2 separate regions of the Homo sapiens genome follow, and region 2 is linked to region 1. Evidence: read pairs that join two places in POLR2A ChIA-PET (ENCODE). Cell type or tissue: GM12878. All regions are shown on one strand. Links, peaks and the distances in the headings refer to the core of each region. The heading gives the core; the rest is flanking DNA.

Region 1 (8,456 bases), core at 2,710-5,209:
GGTTTCACCGTGTTGGCCAGTCTGGTCTCCAACTCCTGACCTCAAGCTATCCACCTGCCTTGGCCTCCCAAAGAGCAGGGATTATAGGAGTGAACCACTGCACCTGGCCCTCCTTTGTTTCTTTAGATAGTGTTTCTTGAAATAGATTCCTAGAAATAAGATTGAAGAGTATGTAAATTTTAAATTTTTCTACAGACTGTGTAATTTCTCTTCAAAAATGCCGATTATCAAAATGTCACTTTTTGATACTAAAAAATAGATTGTTTTAAACACACAAAGTAAGTAGGGCTTATCAAAAAGTTAATATATCTTGCATTTCTCACAAGTATGTTGAATTTCTCCCACTTGCATTTTACAGCAGGAATCCTGACTCAGTCTAACTTTCTTATACTTAAAAACATAACAGGCCAGAAGTTAGCACACATTTTCTATAGAAGGCCAGATAGTAAATACTGGTGTCTTTGTGGGTTATATCATTTCTGTTAGAACAATGTGACTCCACCTTTGTCTTGGGAAAGCTGCAATAAATAATATGTAAAAGGGCAGGAGTGGCTGTGTTTCAACCAAACTTTATTTACAAAACAGGGTCATGCTAGATTTGTTCTGAGGACCATAGTTTCTTAACCTCAATCTAGGCAATCCGTCAAATAATTCTGCATTCACAATAGAAGTCTTGTTGTATATATTGGCTGACTGTCTTTCCTTTCTCTAATGTTAACCACTGATTTTGTGGAGCATGGATTCTAGGGAAATAATACCCAGGTAAGATGTCTATTACCATGTGTGTCTTATTTTTAAAAGAGTGGTTAAATTCTTATTGAGGCCGGGCACAGTGGCTTATGCCTGTAATCCCAGCACTTTGGGAGCCTGAGGCAGGCGGATCTCTCCGGTCAGGAGTTCAAGACCTGCCTGGCCAACATGGTGAAGACCCGTCTCTATTAAAAATACAAAAATTAGCCGGGTGTAGTGCCATGCACCTGTAATCCCAGCTACTTGGGAGGCTGAGGCAGGAGGGTCACTGGAACCTGGGAGGTGGAGGTTGCAGTGAGCCGACATCACACCACTGCACTCCAGCCTGGGTGACCAAGTAAGACTCCATCTCAAAAACACAAACAAACAAACAAACAAAAAAACAAAAACCAGTTTTATTGAGAAATTCAGTAGTTTTTGGTCTTTGGTCTGTATGTATATCACATAGGGGTTTGGTAAAAGTCTAGATTCCCACATCCAAACCCAATTCTCTTGTGAGCATTTTAAACGACCATCCCAGGTGGTTCTGGAATGCTCATAGGTTTGCATATTAGTTACACTATTTATTTGCTGCATGGCCTTGGACAAGTTGTTTTAACCCTCTGAGCCAACATTTCCTCTTCTATCAAATGGGAATATTAATAATACTTAGCCCTTGGAGACATTGTTAGAATTTGAAGGACAATGAATAATTTTTAAGAGAGCTTGACCCATGAGAAAAATAAACTTAAATGCATGAATATATATATCAAGCATGAATTTACCTAGTGCATATGCATTATACACTGGGTGCATAATATTTTATAAAATAATCCTTGTTTTATAAAGTAGTGTTTCATTATTTGGGGAGAGGCATTACCGTCATTTCCTTTCTGTTGACTTCCCCTCTTCAGAGTTTTCTACTCTTCCCCTCCCATCCCACCACCTTGCTTTGTCACAAAACAAAGCCAATAGGATCACCAACAGTTTAAGACTGGTTTACTCAAAACAAATTCATTATTTTACATAGCTGAACATAGAAATGGTAAATAATGTTCTATAAATATTTGTTGGTTGACAGCTTTGGAACAATGTCCTCTAGAAAAAGCTGAACGTAGCCACCCACCTTGTATGAGAGCCACAAAGAATAGCCATGTGCCTGAATATGTGTCAGCCGCTGTGTGACTGGAGGGGCTGAGGAAGGGGCGTAGAGGGTGTTGTGAAGTCCCTTCTGACAAGCAGTCAAGAACGCATAGAAATACATTACAAAAATTAAATAGTCTAGATAAGTTGAAATGCATGTTAAGAAGAGTCCCAGAGTGTGGTTGCTTGGGTAGGGGTAGGTTCAGGAATTGAAGGGACGTCCCTAGGGCCTGGGTCCCTGCTTCCTAATCTGCCACAAACGTAACAGTGTCTTGTTGCTTCCAGGTCACTCAGGGATTTGACTCTGAGATCAATGATGCACTTGGCACCAGAACTTGGTGGGGTTGGCACAGACATGCCAGCCTCAGCCACTTTCATTCTGGAAGCTGTTAAAAGAGACAGTTATAAAAATTGAGGAATCAGCAAGGGAATTCCTGGTCCCATGCTGCCTTCCCATCTCTGTCTTGGCAAGCATAGGGCCTATCCACTTGTTCAAGATTCTTTGCCCAACCTCAGCTCCCTAGACTTTACCTCAGTGGCTCAGGCGGTCTCCTCAGGCAGCCTCCTCCTGCTAACACTTCCTCCTCTCTTCCCTCTGCCAGGGGCAGCTCTTCCCTGGTTCCCTGCAGACCCCAGGTCAGGCCAGAAAACACCTCTATGGCCCTTCCCTGTGTCCCACCACCAGATAGGACCTCAAAGGCCTGGGGTCCCCAGGATGGCCCTCAAACCGACTGGTGCCCTTGCAGGCTGCCACCCTCCAAGTCCTGCTTCTCTCCAGAGATGGGCAGAAGCACCAGCCCTCGCCTGGCACCAGCAGTGAGTCTCATAATTGCCATTTACCATTTTGCTAGGGGGGCTTCTGGGGGTCCTAGGAAAAGCAGCAGATGCCTGGGTGCTTGGGGACCTGGGCATTCTGAGGGAAGGAGCAGCGTGACCCTGAGTCATTTTTCACTGGGGACAAGTGAGCCAACTCCTTCTACCCAGTGATAAAATCAGAAGGAAGTAGATGGAGACAGCACTGTTCAGGGGATGATTTGGGGATGAGAAGAACTGGCAGGAAGTTGGAGATTTGGGGGTGAGAAGAACCAGCAGGAAGTTGGGGATTTCTTGTTTCCCCACTTTTCCCTTCCATTTCTGTTTGAGCCTTAGGTTTGGCCTCCATCTCCCTCTGTAGAAATTGCAGCTAGTTAGATAGTCTGCCTCTTATTCCAGCTCTACTGGGGGAACATAATATGGTCTAAGAAGAAATTTTTCCAGCAAGAGGCCATCTCTGCAAATCACCTGTGAGGCAGACCTGTGGCAATTTTATGACTCAGCTGGCCACCAGGAAGCGATTGTAGCTGGGTTCTGCCCCTTATTGAAACCTACTCAATGTTCTCCTTCACTAAGTAGGACAAGACCGTACCCTGCCTTTAAGGTTTATAGAATAGAAAGTGAAAACACTTTGGGGAAGAAAATCTTCCTGAACAGATAGCCCAGGGCATTTTGAAAATCCCTTAGGAAGTTCTCTGTTTCACTTGGGTACCTCTGTCCCTGGACTTTGGCGATGTGGTTTGACCCCAGCCAGAGAGTGCAGGGAACAACAGCAAAAGGCAGGACAAAGACTGACTCGTGAGAGGAGGCCCAGGAACAGGGGGGCATCGTGAGAGAGGAGGACGTGAGGGCCCAAGAGTGTGAGCAGAAGAGGATAGGACTTGGGCACTCAGTCACCAGCTGTGGGGTCTGAGCTGTGTCCCCTTCTCTAAAGAGGTAAGCCCTGAGTCATGGGAAGATGGAAACCGGGGCTCATGAGACAGGATGTTTTTTAAGCACCGTGGTGTCTTGTTGACTTGCACATGCAAGGGGGTCTTGGGTAACCACAGGGCTCAGGGTATTTGCAGGAACAGTTCAAGTGCTCACTTGTCTTGGGGCTGTTTGTGGGGAAGTGGTTTCCACAGCAACAGGAGGTGAGATATTGGTGTTACCCCAGACCACACTTAGCTACTTCCTTCTCACTAAAGCTCTGTAGTCATATTTTCCCTGGCAGAGCAGAAACTTCTCTGTTATCCCACAGCTGTTCTAACGGTGTAGACTTGACTTATGCAATGATGCCAGGAGTCCTGAGCAGCACAGCCCAACTTCAATCACACACAGATGGACAGAGCTGTATTAGCAAAGCCTGAGCTACTGAGCGATGAGAGTACAGCCAGGCTTTCAGACATCTGTTCATTCAAGAGAGATATGCGCTAAGCCAAGGACCTAAAGATGTGTTTAATATGGGTGCTAATATGCATAAGGAACCTTGAAATAAATGTTCTTAGCCTTTGGCCAAGAGGGTCCATGTCTAGGAATCTATTCTCCATAGAAATAAATTCAAATATGGAAAAAATGAACAATGCATAAGTGTATTTGGTCCCCAGCATATTTATAGCAACTTAAAATTGGACCCAATTTAAATTGCCTATGATATGGAAATGGCTAAGAAAATTATGGGATCTTCCCTTGATTGGCTATTAGGCAGCCTTTACAAACAATGCAGTGACATGAGAAATGCTTATGTTATGGTAAGCTTAAAAAACTCAAGATGCAAATCAGCTTATTTTAATCAGGAGCCACCTAGCATTTGGGATGTGGTCAATCCCACATAATGTATTTTTGTGGGTGCAGTTCCCAGGAAAGAGGAGGAATAAAAACGGCAAGTATGAAGTGTCTCCTTCGCTTGCAGTCTCCTTGTCTACCCCTTTGTCCATCCACTATGAAAGGACTCCCTTCTGTTCCTTAATATGGACAATTTCTATTGAGGACTCATTGTTCTAAGAATTGTCTCATCTCCTCCTGCATCCTCAGTGCCCGATCTTTGGCTTCTATGAAGGAAGGTGGGTAGTGCTTATGGCAGGGCCAGTTCTACCTTTCTCAGTATGTTCTGGAGTGGGTATGTAGCCCCATTTTCTAGTGGTTACCTTGACATCATGAAGAGTTTATGTCTCTTTTGCCCTAGATTTGGGCAATAGTCATTCATTGGGCAACTGGAAATAACACAAGTCAGCATCTCATTAAAAATAAAGTCATTCAGGAAAGTGGACGACTAATAGTTTCTAATCTAGAGAGCATAGGAGAAGAAATGTTTACCACACACAAAGTATTAGTGCCTTTTATATCATCAAGACAAAAATAACAGGAAAAAGACAAACACATTATAGTGAAAACTTGTTTTTCCTGACCAGCATCTATTCTGCATGTTCCCTGATGCCAGAAACTCACATTTCTTCAGGGCAAACCCCCTTCCCCACCATTCTCAGGCTTTAAGTTTATGTAAAATTCAGTAAACCCAAAGATTCAAGTTATGTGCCTTGATTAACTTAAGCAAATCAATGAAACCCATCCCCATAACCACAGCGACTGGTTAGGAATTCGGTTCCTAAGTCAGTCAAATCCAAAAGGGCCTAGTGATGTTTTTTCCAATGGGAACACAGACTCACTCTTCCCTGCAGAAAATGAACAAGGATTCATGTACACTGGCAGGTACTGGCAGCCACCCAGGGCCTCTCACAGGAAAGGGAGATCAGAAAGAGAAGCAAAGAGGACTCATGAGATACCACAGGGCCGCTGCGTCCAGCCTTGCCTGGAGCTAGGGCCACCTCGATGCCCTATAGTCTTGGAGCCACAAGGTGCATTTACTCAAAGCCTCTTTGAGTTTGGTTTGCTTGTTTGCTTTCTGCCTGGAAACTGCCAGCATCCTGAGAGATACGAGATCTGCATCTGTGCAGAGACACAGGGTTTGTTAAAAGTCACAGGCCCTGACTGAAGTGTGGAACTGGCTGAAATGAGAAAGTAGGAGGTAATTTGGTGAGGACCTTGTGAAATGGAAGTGAGTTTTAAACCTTACATGCATCAGAATTACCTGGAGCCTTGTGAAAACACAGGTTGCTGGGCCCTAGTCTATTAAGAAAGGAAGTGGGGCTCAGAATATGCCTTTCTCCCAAGTTCCCAGGTGATATTCACCATGCTGTCCTGTCTGGGCACTACCTTTTGCCATACCCATTACAAGGTATTGCACGTGCTGGTTGAACTATGGTCTGTCTTATTTTGGTGCTAAAAGCCTGTGCCAAATACCAAGGCTGCAGCATTAAGGAATTTGTTAGAAAAGATTCTGAATATTGGAATTTAGTTGCTGTGTATTATATCAGTAAGGTCCTTTAAGAAAGAGTTTAGGCTACTTTGAAATGGGCTCATCTGAAATTGAAAAAGAAGAAATGCGACTTGCTAAAAAGGCCCTTCCAGCCTGTTGACTGAGAATCCAGTAATCTGAAGACTGAAAGGGCTGTAAATGCAGGATTTTCTACTCTAAGATAAAGTTAGCATGAGCAGAGACAGGAAGATGAGAGACATAATGAGGCCAAGCGTCAAATATTCATCACCTCCACATGGGCCAAGATGCAGGCAGAGGTCTCTCACCAGGGGCTGGGAGGTCGGGGTGACAATGGTAGTGCAGTCTGTGCTAGAAAGTGCACATCCCCAGCTGGGCGCAGTGGCTCACGCCTGTAAGCTCAGCACTTTGGGAGGCCAATGCTGGCGGATCATGAGGTCAGGAGTTAGAGGCCAGCCTGGCCAACATGGTGAAACCCTATCTCTACTAAAAATATAAAAACTTAGCTGGGTGTGGTGGCGGGCACCTGTAATTCAGCTACTTGGGAGGCTGAGGCAGGAGAATCGCTTGAACCCGGAAGGCGGAGGTTACAGTGAGCCGCGATCACGCCACTGCACTCTAGCCTGGGTGATAGTGGGAGACTCCATCTCAAAAAAAAAAAAAAAAAAAGAAAAAAGAAAATGCACATCCCCAACCCCAGTTAAAATGCAAATGCAAACTATGTAACTGACAACCTGTCTGCTTCTGGCTACCTGGCCCATGGAATTGATCAGAAGCAAATAGTAGCCTACAGACATTAGAAGGGAGTCACATTGCCAAAGAAACCATAAGACTGGTTCCAAAAAGTTGCTGATTGCACAATACCTAAGGCAACCTCAGGCTAACTCACACAGACAGGAAGTCAGCAGCCTCCAGAAAGCAGATCCTCCACATTGCACATCTCAGATTGTCCATAGAGGACATTCTCCCAGGGAGGAGAGCTAGGGACTGCCAGATCAGCTGAACTGCTTAAAAATGCAGTACCCATTCTCCAGTTCCCTATCAGGGGTCTTTGTTCAACTTACTGTTTGTTCATAACACTTGTATTTAGGGAATGTTGGGCATGATTAAACTTCGTTTAGCTTTGGGTTTCTAGACCTTGAGAAACAATTCAGTGCAGGCAAATATTGTATGCCCCTATATTTTTTCCTGAAAGCCAATAAAGAAGGAATGATGACACCTTCACTGCGTCTATGGGGACAAAAGCTGCTTGTGTGTGTGTGTGTGTGTGTGTGTGTGTGTGTGTGCGTGTGTGTGTGTGAGAGAGAGAGAGAGAGAGAGAAACAGCCTTGTCAAAAAGACGTGTTTGTTGCTGTACCCTCATTATATGAAAGCCATCATGGCATCAAAACAGTATAAGCCAGGTTGAGCTCTATCCTCTCTGCATCAACTCAGAATCCCTACCAGAAAGTGGTTGTGATGGATGGAATATCACCCATCAAAGAATAGGGTAAGATGAGACCAGAGAGGTAAGCTATGCAAGCTAATCAGAAAATAACTCAAAGTTTTAAAAGTGCAGAATATAAAAAGGAAAAACCCTCATTCCTAAAAAAAAAAAAAAGCCTCATTTCCTCAAAGAAATCAGTTAGCTATTTGATGTGTATCTTTCCAAATATTTGCCTATGTAAATATATATGTATATATGGCATTTAAAAATAAAACAAAATAATATACTTTACAGATAGTTCCATAGCATATGTAGAGAATATATATGCATATACTGAATGTAATTAGGTCTGCCTTTTACATATAATATTATGGACACTTTCCACAGTTATAGATGTGTGCTACTTTTTTTTTACTGACTTCAGAATATTCCACTGATGGACATCTTAATCCTCTACTGATTAATCCCCTACTGATGACTGTTTGCATTTCTTTGCTGTTTGCCAACCACACTGCAAAGAATATCCTCATGTCTACATATCTTATCTTTTGGCAGTGTTTCTATGAAGCAGATTCCTAGAAATGGGATCAGGTCAAATGGGATGTAGTTCACATAGTATATGCATTTTAATATTTGCTAAGTAGTAGTGTTTATGCTTTAAAGAGTTGGAACACTACAATTCTAAACATGTTTGGACACAAAAAATAGATTATTTGAAACAAAATGAAATAAGCATAGCTCGTAAAAATTAACACGTTTGGTTTTCACACAAATATTTTGAATTTCTCTTTCTTCTGCAAAAAGGACCCTAGCTTAGTATGGATTTCTTGTACAGATAATGCAAACAATCCATCTATTAAATAACTTACCTTTCACAGTAAACCTATAGACAGCATCCTGCTCCACACAGAAGCTGATTGTCTTTTCCTTCTCTAACATTAGCTATTTATTTTGTAGAGTGTAGATTCTAGAGAAATAATGTATAATACACCTGTTGCCATATGCAGAGACTTACCACATTTAGAAAACAGT
Region 2 (2,500 bases), core at 1-2,500, 200 kb before region 1:
CTGGCTAACATGGTGAAACCCCGTCTCTACTAAAAAATACAAAACATTAGCAGGGTGTGGTGGCGGGTGCCTGTAGTCCCCGCTACTCCGGAGGCTGAGGCAGGAGAATGGCATGAACCCGGGAGACGGAGCTTGCAGTAAGCCGAGATCGTGCCGCTGCACTCCAGCCTGGGCGACAGAGCGAAGACTCCATCTCAAAAAAAAAAAAAAAAAAAAAAAAGATGTGCCAAAATCAGCACAATGCCTGATCCATAGTAACCATTTAATTAGCTTTTATTATCCTCTCCTTGTTTTTATTTGTTTTTTAAATGTATTCACTCTAATAAAGCCACATACCCTCTCATAAGCCAATTTTTTTTACATTTATGAAATGAGAGAGAATATGGCTGTCTCAGGGTCTCAGGAAGTTTTAGTTTAGTTAAATTTCTTAGAAACCCTGCTGCTGACAGGCATGAGTCAGACGTGTTTCAAAGTCAGTGTGAGCTACTCATGACTACTAATCTCCCCAACATGAGTCCACACTCAGTGAACACCTGTAGGCCTTGAGGGTGTAGACCTTAAAGACAGAAAAACTGATCAGGAGATCCCTGCCATGAAGCAGCATAGAGATCTCTCAAGGACAACAGGACATATGGGTAAGACAATTCATAAGAATGTAAATAATGGGGTTCAGACAGTATTCATGCTACAGTTGAAAAGAGGGCAAGGTGTGGGACAGTCATTGGGATGGGGTAGGCATTCTAGGCAGAGTCTGACTCCAGGGGCTGTGGTGGTCAAGACCAGGACTTACATGGGGAGGCAGATGCAGGAGCGCAGAGGGCAGTAGCAATGAGGATGACAGCGAGGGCTGCCGCGGAGACCTTCATGGTACCTGTGGGAGAGGCTGTGCGAGGTCCACGTGCTGTCTTGATCCTCTGCAGGAATCCTCTGCAGCTCAGGCTGGCCCTTTATAGGGCCAGTTGAGGGGCATCCCCTAAGGGGAGTTTCCAAAATAGCAACCAAGCATTGGCCGGTATCATAAGTGAAATTGCACAAAACGGAAAAGAAAACTGAAATAGCCTCCGGAAATTCGAGTCTCTGTCTCTCCCTCACTGCTCTCTCATCTAGAGTGAGCTCATCAGTTTCCTCTTTGACCAAGCACCAATGGTGGAAAAATTTCTCTGCTGACATCCTTAGTTTTACCTTCCAGGGAAGGGGTCCTCCTCAGAGAGCAGGAAGCCGCTTTCTTGGGGACAACAAGGAGTGGCAGTTAGGACAGGATCAGAAGTCACTGAGTCTTTATTACTCACTGAGTCACTGAGTCTTCAAAGTTCCTGCTTATTCATTACAGATCTTACCTCCTTTCCCTCATCCATGGAAGGATGTTATTTATAAAGTGTTTTATTGAGGAGGGTCCTCTGGATATACAGTCCCCAAAGGAGGTGAGCACACTCACACTGTAAATTGAGGCAGTTGATCTGAGCTGGGCATTGGGAACCTTTTCACAAGATATGAGTTGGAATGAGTCCTCTTGTGGGAATTTCTTGCTTTCATCCTGGTCATAGGGTCTCTCCCATTTACTTGCTAAGCGACCTTTGGGAAAAGTGCTTAATGTCTTTGAGTTCTATTTCCTTGTTTATAAAGTGGAATAATTGATTAGAGACTTGTTGAGAAGCAGAGGGAGAGAAAGATATCTTACAGCATACTCTATCATTATTGGCTACCATTTACCGAGGGCTTATCTGTGCCAGCCACTATTCCACTGTCCTAGCGCGTGTCAACTCATTTACTATTATTATCCCCATTTTATGAATGAGGAAACTCAATAAATACTGGGATCCCATCTCACTGTAAGGCCTTCTTGGGCACAAAAGTTACAGAATATGAAAGCTTCAAAGGACTTTAGGGATCATTTTTTCCATGTTCTTCAGTTGCACAAGAGGAAACCAAGGCCCAGTGAGCAGGAGTGACTTGCTAAGAACACACAGCAAATGAATGACAGAGTTGGGATCAGAACCCAGTTGCCCTCACTCCCACTTCAGTGCTCTGTCCATTAAGTACTGCCCAACATTAAAGGGTTCGTGGTTAGGAGTATCCTCAAAACTGAACCCATGTGGAACTTCTGGATTAGAGCTAGGGTCCTTACTGCATTCCAAAGAACTGGATACAGTAAGTCTTCATCAATTCCTATTTTAGTAGTTCAGAATTAGCAACAATTTGGTCCGGGCTAGGCTGAAATTGGCATCTGAATAATAATAATAATATTATTATTATTATTATTATTATTGAGACAGTCTTGCTGTGTCGCCCAGGTTGGACTGCAGTGGCACAATCTCGGCTCATTGCAAGCTGTGCCTCCCAGGTTCACGCCATTCTCCTGCCTCAGCCTCCCAAGTAGCTGGGACTACAGGAGCTGGCCAGAATGCCTGGCTAATTTTTTTGTATTTTTAGTAGAAATGGAGTTTCACCATGTTAGCCAGGATGGTCTCTATCTCCTGCCCTCGTGATCCGCCCGCCTTGG

The links. Peaks named below come from ENCODE experiments on the same cell type or tissue, not always from the same donor. Only the 100,000 strongest peaks of a DNase experiment are listed, where the experiment ranks them.
Region 2: POLR2A ChIA-PET joins it to region 1 with 5 read pairs; 1 of 35 experiments calls an interaction of 5 or more read pairs at or near these places.

What each region holds. Positions count from the first base shown.
Region 1 is chr17:36,079,022-36,087,477 of GRCh38, forward strand. The region is part of intron 2 of CCL3-AS1 (CCL3 antisense RNA 1); the gene reads left to right. Among named protein-coding and RNA genes, the nearest start is that of CCL3, 6.9 kb to the right of the region's middle. In GM12878, for the core only: no CTCF peak of the experiment used is centred there; DNase peaks (open chromatin) are centred at 3,270 and 3,820; H3K4me3 peaks cover 343 bases; H3K27ac peaks cover 1,084 bases.
Region 2 is chr17:35,879,440-35,881,939 of GRCh38, forward strand. It overlaps CCL5 (C-C motif chemokine ligand 5), which reads right to left and starts at 921. Exons shown (of 3, transcript NM_002985.3): 1 at 791-921. The coding sequence starts at 866. All of the region lies in intron 1 of LOC105371745 (a long non-coding RNA gene), which reads left to right. In GM12878, for the core only: no CTCF peak of the experiment used is centred there; a DNase peak (open chromatin) is centred at 1,032; H3K4me3 peaks cover 435 bases; H3K27ac peaks cover 1,339 bases.